Regions from separate parts of the Homo sapiens genome. Here all the other regions are linked to region 2. A link is a contact called in ENCODE Hi-C or POLR2A ChIA-PET data. All regions are on one chromosome and are shown on one strand. Each heading gives the region's core, a stretch centred on a gene start or an enhancer-like site at or near the end of the contact. The rest is flanking DNA. Distances are from core to core; before and after follow the strand shown.

Region 1 (2,855 bases), core at 33-2,532, 880 kb before region 2:
TGTAATGGGCCCCATTGTTTATAAAGTACTCAAATTTTTTCTTGAGCGCACGATAGAAACACAGTTTCCACTTTGTCTCCCATTTAGTGGTAGTTCATATTTAATCATGATAAGGGAAAGGATTCCATTACTAAAGTTTTACTTTTCATTTTTGATAGAGTATTTGTTACTCTGCTGCTGCCTAATAGACTTTCTTCTCAGAAGCAGCTTGGAACTCAATGAGGAAAATTGAAATTTTAGATCCTACCTTAAAACATCAGAAAAAAAAAAAAACCCTCAACCCAGGGCTTCTTATTATGTGAAGCTTACCCTAATAACCTTTTTTTGTTCGAATTGGAGAAGTGTGTGTGTGTGTGTGTGTGTGTGTGTGTGTGTGTGTGTCGGTGGGGCAGGGGGAGGAGGAAAAAGTCATGTTTGGGGAGGAGGAAAAAGTCATGTTTAACAGCAAAATTAGCCAAAATCAGTTGTGAATTCCTTTTGTTTAATAGCTTTGAGACATCTTCCTGTTGTTGTTTGTCAAAAATATTTCTAAGATTTTGTAATCTTAGGGGTTTTCACAGCCAAGCTTTCTTCAGAAATGTGAAATAAAAGAAATGAAAGAAGTCAGTTCAAGTTGAAATGTCAGATGCTTAAATAACTTAACTTAAAACCCAGTGAGATGATCTTCTTGAGCCTTTTCCAAAGAATCTTTGGGTGAAGGGGCCTCCCTTTGTTCCATGTATGGATGTCTATTAAAGATCTTGCTGAATTAATTCTGAGTCAGAAAAGTTGGTTGTTTCCTAGAAGCAATTAGAGATGCTTAACATTCAAATTTATGATCCAGAGGAGAAACTTGCATTTCAACTACTTTTCTTAAATTCAAAGACTTTTTCCTCACTCACCCTCTCACCCTCTACCCCATCTGTATTAAAAGAAAAAATCAGTTCATTTCTCAGCTTACAAAGTTTTTGAGAAACATGAGAATGTGTAAGTTTCTTTCAGTGGGAAGCACATAACATTTATGAAGTATTTCTTTTGGGATTACATCACAGTTTTATTTAATTTTTAGGACAAAAGTTAAATTCAATATTTGTGTATAAGCCAAGGGAAAATGTACCATAAACATAGGAATTTGGGGGTGAGTCAGAGTTCCAAGAATCCTAGATTTACTTAGACCATTTATGTAGAGACAGGCTCACCATTAGTCATCTAGCTTTCACTTTTTACATTTGCAATTAATTACACCTAAAAACTAGCTTTCACCCAAGTGGTCAGCTAGGTAGAGTGTGAACTTGGGCAACCAACATTAAAAATGGCTTATTAGAATTACTGTCCTATTTTTGGATACTTTCTAATTGTATAACAAACATAAAAATTATTCCTTAACTAAACAACTAGCAGTGAAAAACCATTGAAATGAAGTGAGTTACTAAAGATTCTGTGTCACCAGAATGCACACAGTCTCCTTGCATTAGGTTAAACCACTCACATGGCATTTCAGATGGGCCTTGTGGAGAGTGGATCATTTCCCTCAAACCTATAAATAACGTTTTTTGTTCTTCCCCAACCACCTCTTGTAGGATGAAGTCATTGCTGTTTCCGAAAAGGTGATTGTGAAGCTTGAAGACCTGGTCAAGTGGGTACATTCTGATTTCTCCAAGTGGAGATGTGGCTTCCACGCTGGACCAGTGAAAACTGAGGCCTTGGGAAGGAATGGACAGAAGGAAGCTCTGCTGAAGTACAGGCAGTCAACCCTAAACAGTGGACTCAACTTCAAAGACGTTCTCAAGGAGAAGGCAGACCTGGGTAAATATGACTTGTAATTTTAAATCTAATGTGTGGGCGTATATAGTAACTTTTCGGTTGAAGATTTTTCTGGAAACACTATCATTTATATATAAATGTATTTCAAATTTCTTTAACCTCAAAGGGTCCTAAGAATATGGATGGAGAGATGACTGGATGGGTAAGGGATGAGTGTTACCTGTTGGATCAAAGGACCTTTTATGTATGGACCCTTGTGCTGGGGTGATACAGTGGTTCTAAACAATTTTCAGTGTGATGTCAAGGCATACAATTTAATTAGAGCACCTAAAATTGAATTAATGAAGAGTTTAAATACTTGCTATAAGTATGTAGTATGACATCTATTAACACCATGTCCCAATTTCATGTTTTACATTGAGTGGAAAACAAACTGAGGAAAAGGGATGAGTTCCTCAATGTGGAGCAAGAGAACAATGTCAAGCCAGGGGATCCACTGGTTGGCAACCAATGGCATAGGTTTGCTTGATCTTTTAGTGTTCAGTGGTACCATCAACTATATATATATATATATATATATATATATATATATATATATATTTTTTTTTTTTTTTTTTTTTTTTTTTTTTTTTTTTGCTTCCCTCTTCCACTGTAAGTTTAAAGGAGAACTTGGGCTTTGGAGTAGTTGTGCTGATTGGTGTTTACATACTAACTCTGCTGCTTCTTAGCTGTATGGCCTTAGGCAAATAATTTAACTTCTAAGCCTCAGTTTCCCCATCTAAAAAATAGGGGAACTTTACAGGGTTATTGTGAGATGTGAGATAGAAGGGGTAGAGCACATTGACTGGCATAAAGGAGGGGCTTCATAATTAGTTCTATTGCTTTTTCTTAACACTTTCTTCTCCAGTGACATTTTGTGTCCTTTCATTGCTTTTTTTTTTTCTTCTGTTTGTATTCCCGTGTCATTCACTGATTTATTCTCCTAGCATTGCCCAAGACGAAAATTGTTGTCCTCTGATTTAGACTAGTTATTTCCTCTTTAGGCAAAGAGGAACTGCACTTTAACATATTAAGGCATCTTTTTCTTTCATTTGCGCACAATGCTGATTTTT
Region 2 (2,712 bases), core at 7-2,506:
GTCCCCGCCTCAGCCCAAGGCCAGTGGCCCGGCCTCGAGGAAGGCGCGGGGGCCGCGAGAGACGACTTTCCACAGCATCGCCAAGGAAACCGGCGTCGCCGGTGCCCCCGCGGGCCTCCCTCGGCAGTCCGGGGGCTGCTTCCCGCCGTTGCGCGCCCTCCTCCACCACCCACTCGCTGCCTCCGCCGGCCGGAGCCCCCGCCTTACTAACCCCCTCAACTTCGCGGGCGGCGGGCAGGTGGGGGCGCGCCTCCAGGCCGCAAGAAGGGAGCGCTCCGAGATTTTCCCGGGGTCGGCTCTGCCCAGGAGGGAGCTACCGACGCTTTCCCCTGGCGCTTCTCCGCCGCTCGGCTCTCCAGGCGCGCAGCTCTCCCCGAGAGCCCCGAACTTTACCGTCACTTTGCCCCTGCCCCGGGAGAGGGGAGGTCGAAGTGCTGCCGGCCAGAGGGCCTACGCAAGCCTCGAAACCCGGGGGGACGCCTCTTCCACCCCCATCCCTGCGCTCGCCCGGGGCTGGGCGCGCCGGGGCGCACGCACGCCGGTTTGCTGGCGACCTGGCGCATCTGCCCGCGCGCCCTGGTCTCAGCTGTCGCAGGTTCCTCCTGCACCCACTTCCAGTCTTCAAAGCCAGTGCAGTCAGCACCGTCCACCTGGAGCCCCAATCCTCTCCTGCGATTCCCGCACACCCACTGCACCCCATCCACCACCTCCGGGCCGCGCAGGTCCGGGCCTGCGAAGACACGCGGCTTACCTCCGGCCACTCCGTTCATCTGGTCAAAGGGGCCTCCCAGTTCGGCATTGGGAAAGATGGTCACCGACGTGGCGGCGAGGTCCTCCACCGGGTAGATGTTGTCAGACAGCTGGTGCACAAAACCACTGAGAGTTACTGGGATTTTGTCTACGGCCTTGGCGGTCATCATTTGCTCCTCGCACAACCTGGAGACCCAACTCCCTCGCTACCTGGAGTGTCAGAAAAGCCGTTTTGGAGAGGGGTTGGACTGAGCCTGGGATGGTATCTCCTTTTGCCCTCCACACTTAAAAACAACCACCACACACACCAAGAAAAAAAAATCAACAGAAATAAAAGTAGCAAACAAGTTGCTGTTTTTTAAGAAATAAGAAAAATGTCTATTTGCCACTGACTCTCTCCTGTCTGTGTTCCGGCTGCTGGGAAGCCAGGAGTTGCTGGTGTAGTGTTATTATAACAGTCAGTGAGTCCCCTCGCCGAGCTATTAATCAATTGCTCCTCGCTCAGTTAGACGGAAAGTGTTGCTCTAAGTATTTATGGGCAGGTCTTCAATACCCGTGACGTCGCTGCCCATATATGGACTGAGGAACAGGGCTGGGCCAGGCGGCTTTTGCCGTCACATGGCTGATTTGCATACACGGGCTCGGCCGCGCGGACTCCGCCGGGCTCGCGACTTCCAGCTCGCAGGCGGCGGGGATCGCTGGGGTCCCGGGCGCGCGGCCCTAGCTGCAGCCTGGGTCCGGGGCGCAGGGATCGCGGGGGAGAGGGCGCGCCATGGACCCAGTCACAGCCACAGCAGGAGAGCGAGCTGCTCCAGGCTGCGGCTCAGCCTCCCGGGGCGGGGAGGAATTCCGGTTCTCTGGGACTTTCCAAAAAAGGCGAAGATCCGGTGCCGGCGGCTCCGCCTCCCTAGCCCTTGTTTGGGAGCCATTCCGGAAAATTAAACTTCGGAAAGAAACCGAGCGGAGCCGAGACACTACAGTCAAACCCCTACTCACTTTCTTGGCAGCTCAAAACCGCAAGCAAAAGGAGGCAGCGAAGAAAAAAAAAGCTACATGCATTCACGGAAGCTGACTGCTTTTTTCTGAATTACTTGGTGGAAAGAAGTGGCTGGTGATAAGAGTGAATGCGTATTGCTTTTTTGGAAAGTCTGTTCTATTTATACAGGAGCGAAAACGGAACAGGTTTGGGTTGTTTGTTTGTTTAAGTATTTTGGGCACCTTGGGACTGGGAGGGTAAACCCTAGGAGGAGCAGAATTACTGTGGGGAGCTTCGAGAGAAATCCTCAGCCGGAGACACCCTCCTTCCTCTGCCCGCGCGCTCCCCGCCCCCCTTCAGCTGCTGCGCGGAGCGGGCGCCCTTCCCGGCGCGTCTGGGCGGTCGGCTGCGTGGGGGCGTCCAGATGGAAGCTTGGACACTCACCCTGCCCCTCCAGACACACATACACACACACTCACACTCGCTCCACTTCCGCTACACACTCCCGCCCCCGCTGCCCTCTTCACACACCCGCTCACACACCTTACACTACACACCTCCCTGTTGACTGCGTCCGCGCGCCGTCGTTGCCAGCAGTGTCCCGGCGGCAGAGCGGGCTCCGGGCTCGCTGGACAGGAGGTTCTATGAAGACACTGGCCTAACCTTCACTACCGGTCCCTGCAGCCACAGAATCCCCCTGACCCCCATAGCCCAGGATCCAGGACCGCGCCCTGCCCGCACCCGAGCCAGAATACACGTACTAGAATAAATATTTTCTCTCCCTCCCCAAAAAACACCTCGGTGAGCCCAGCGCGGTCCTCAGTGACGGCCGAAAGCATCTCTAATCACTTTCAAGACGCCATCCCCATCCCCCAACCCACTCGTTTTACTTTGCGAGACCCCGGTAGAAACCCTTCTGTTTCGTTCCCAAAGCAATTTTTAAAAACTTTTCCAAAGTCCAAATAGCAGCAGGTTCTGGCTTGCTG
Region 3 (2,701 bases), core at 74-2,573, 570 kb before region 2:
TTCCAGATTCTTGCAAATGGCTCAGTTTCAGTTTACAGTACTCTAACTTTTGTCTTGTTTTATGTCTTCATTGCCATTTTAATGGTAAACTGGGAGAGTCATAATAAGACAGCTGACTTGATGCTATCAAGTCCCAGAAGTCTGTCTATCATTTTCAAAAGTGAAAACTAAGGTACTTGGTGAACTGATTTGGTTTATTCATTAAATTAGTAGTCGGTGACTAAGCTAATTACCACAATATAATTACGGTAAATACTACATTTACATATGGTAAATATTTGATGTTCAGCAGAAATAATAAATTTGTGATTTAGTTTCATAAAGACCTGGCCAGGGAGTGATGTAGCTGGAAACAGAAAACCCAGGTATTTTCTGGCTATCAATGTAATCTCAAAACATTATGACACTTTGTTGCAAATATTCATCTTTACCAAAACAAAGGTCACATTTTCATCCCAATATCAAGAAAAAATGGATTTATAAAGGTGAATTCATTTTTTATTTTGTTTTTACAAACACATACAAGATATAATTAAGTCTAGGCAAAGATGAAAAGACATTACGTAAGTATCCGATTTTCTCAGAGTTTCCGTTCCTTAATTTAAAATTATCTTTTGGAAAGAAGAAACACATGCAGAAATAAGTTCAATTTTTACACTTGAGTAATTGTGGGCAGGAAATAGTTTTTTATTTTATTTTAAATACTTTTACTTGAGCCTCCTTCTAAATGTACAGTTATTTCTAATATTATGAATTGCTACAATCAATAAACTGTTATGAAATGACAATAGATGTTGACTATCATGGCATTTGAGTGTTTAACAGCAACTTAACATATGTCATTTATATACTGAGTGACACTATATTAGAAGCAAGAAATGAAGGATATGTTTAGTTTTTATAAAATCTCAAAGATCTATAGTAATTTATTCACAAAAAATTTATTGCACATAATGAACAATACCACATAAAAATACATGTTTGATAGCAAAAGAATACAAGGATAAAACATGTTTTGTTTTGTATTATAAAGATAAAAACAAATATAAATAACTATAAAACAAGCAACAAATTTTTACATATTCCAGTTATTTTCTGAAGAATATTTTGCTTAGCTGAATGCAATTCTTCAGATTTTGGCCATTTACGTACTTTGTAAAATGTAGGTCTACCGTCCTGTGTGATAATTTTGTTTATCCAGAAAAATATTACTAGAAACAGTTCCTTAGGTGACAGTACCTCAAATGTAGCAGCAGGCTCTCTAGTACAAGACTTTTAGCCAATAACCTAGTGATTACTTAAGGACCAATGGAGGTATATACTATTGTTTCAAAAATGTACTGATAAGAAAATATTTGTAAAAGTGCATTATCTGACTAGTGTACACACGAGTCAGCCATGTATTCATTTCAATCTGTGGCATCTCCAAGCCATTGTCTTTAGCTTCCTGAACACTTTGGAGAAACTGAGACTGCACAGCATAAGTGCCATCTAGTGGTGAAGGGTCTCCTAACTGCATTAGGAATTGAGAGAAAGGAAACATCCTTTCTAGTTGGAACGGTAACAGAGATTATATTATATATAGATAAACAAACAGATATTTAAGAGAATGTAGTTATTTCACAAGCTAATTGGGTGTCAGAAGCATGGGTTATGTTGCCAGGACAAGGAGAGAAATGTCTGCTAAAGGCGACAGCTTATGTTTAGGAGTAATAGAAGATATGACTAGAAAAAAAATTGGGTCAAAATGGAAGACTGGAGAAAAATGTTTGGTCTTTACACTACAGGCAATGAAGAGCAGCCATCCATCCAAGAGTCACTGAGCAATTACTATGAGCCAAGCACCATGCTAGCTTCTGGGTGTAAAGTGATGACCAAAATAAACATGGTACCAAAACCTCATGGAACTTCTGACCTAGACAAAACATTAAAAACATTATTATAGCTTCTGAGCAGGAAAGGAACAGAGTCAAAAGACTTGGGTTTGGCCTAGCTCAGTCACTTAGCCTCTGAGTCTGTAGAAAATAACAATTACTCTACCTATTTTACAAGACTGCACTAGGGAGAAAACTGTAGAGTATGTAACATATGAAACAGTTTTCTTAAACTCTAAAGTTCTATATCAATGTAGCATATAATGCTAAAAACAGTGTTTTAGAACAAATATTCTGATAGAGGTATGAAAAACAAAATGAAGAGAATGGAGACAGGGCATAAAACAAAATCCACCATGTAGTTACGTTATAGAATTTATTCAGCAATATAAAAGATTCATTTATAGCATACCTGATATGGCAATCTTTCCTTTACATGCTGTTCGTTCTTTACTTTCAAATTTCACATCACTGTCAAAACAAAAAAACTTATGGAAAAAAGATCTTTTCTAATAAGCAATTATTTTAACAGTGTTTCACAAATGTCAAAATATTAAAAGCAAATGCATATCCGTGAATAATAATGACTTCCAGTTAATGTAAACTATTTGACTCAAACTTTAAGATGTTTAGTCAAGTTAGCAAGTTAAAAGAAATATCTGGAGCCACTCCCGATTTTTCATATAAACTTTATATTCCTTGATGACTGTATACTGGTTACTTTACAATGAAAGACTTTTGTGATCATTTATATCTGTAAACAAGATGTACAATATTTGTCCATGTCCCCAGAAGTATAATACCTTAGATCACAATTTCATATATTA

The links. A loop is a pair of places that touch in the nucleus more often than their neighbours do. ChIA-PET counts read pairs that join two places held with the same protein, here RNA polymerase II (POLR2A). Pooled maps may share reads with other maps.
Region 1: a loop to region 2 is called in a pooled map, with 5 times the contacts of the local background. The contact joins the enhancer-like site here to the promoter of EGR2 in region 2. A Hi-C loop is called at or near these places in 1 of 168 maps with a recorded cell type or tissue (CD4-positive, alpha-beta memory T cell), 1 of 37 single-sample maps with no recorded cell type and 10 of 50 pooled maps.
Region 3: a map of mammary epithelial cell shows a loop between it and region 2 (11-fold over the local background). The contact joins the enhancer-like site here to the promoter of EGR2 in region 2. A Hi-C loop is called at or near these places in 4 of 168 maps with a recorded cell type or tissue (Calu3, MCF 10A, PC-3 and 1 more), 1 of 37 single-sample maps with no recorded cell type and 12 of 50 pooled maps. POLR2A ChIA-PET finds 5 or more read pairs at or near these places in 2 of 52 experiments (PC-9 and T-cell).

What each region holds. Positions count from the first base shown.
Region 1 is chr10:61,938,624-61,941,478 of GRCh38, forward strand. It overlaps ARID5B (AT-rich interaction domain 5B), which reads left to right. Exons shown (of 10, transcript NM_032199.3): 3 at 1,560-1,785. Among named protein-coding and RNA genes, the nearest start is that of ARID5B, 38 kb to the left of the region's middle. RefSeq lists an enhancer at 1,506-1,635. Within about 2 kb of position 1,283, at least 9 of the 41 ENCODE cell types and tissues checked have a DNase peak (open chromatin) inside an H3K27ac peak, as active enhancers do.
Region 2 is chr10:62,815,110-62,817,821 of GRCh38, forward strand. EGR2 (early growth response 2) reads right to left here and starts at 1,257. Exons shown (of 2, transcript NM_000399.5): 1 at 752-1,257. The coding sequence starts at 920. RefSeq lists silencers at 168-257, 1,278-1,707, 1,998-2,077 and an enhancer at 2,103-2,712.
Region 3 is chr10:62,243,713-62,246,413 of GRCh38, forward strand. It overlaps RTKN2 (rhotekin 2), which reads right to left. Exons shown (of 12, transcript NM_145307.4): 3 at 2,287-2,345. Among named protein-coding and RNA genes, the nearest start is that of LINC02621, 14 kb to the right of the region's middle. Within about 2 kb of position 1,324, at least 7 of the 41 ENCODE cell types and tissues checked have a DNase peak (open chromatin) inside an H3K27ac peak, as active enhancers do; they include mammary epithelial cell, where a contact is called at or near this core.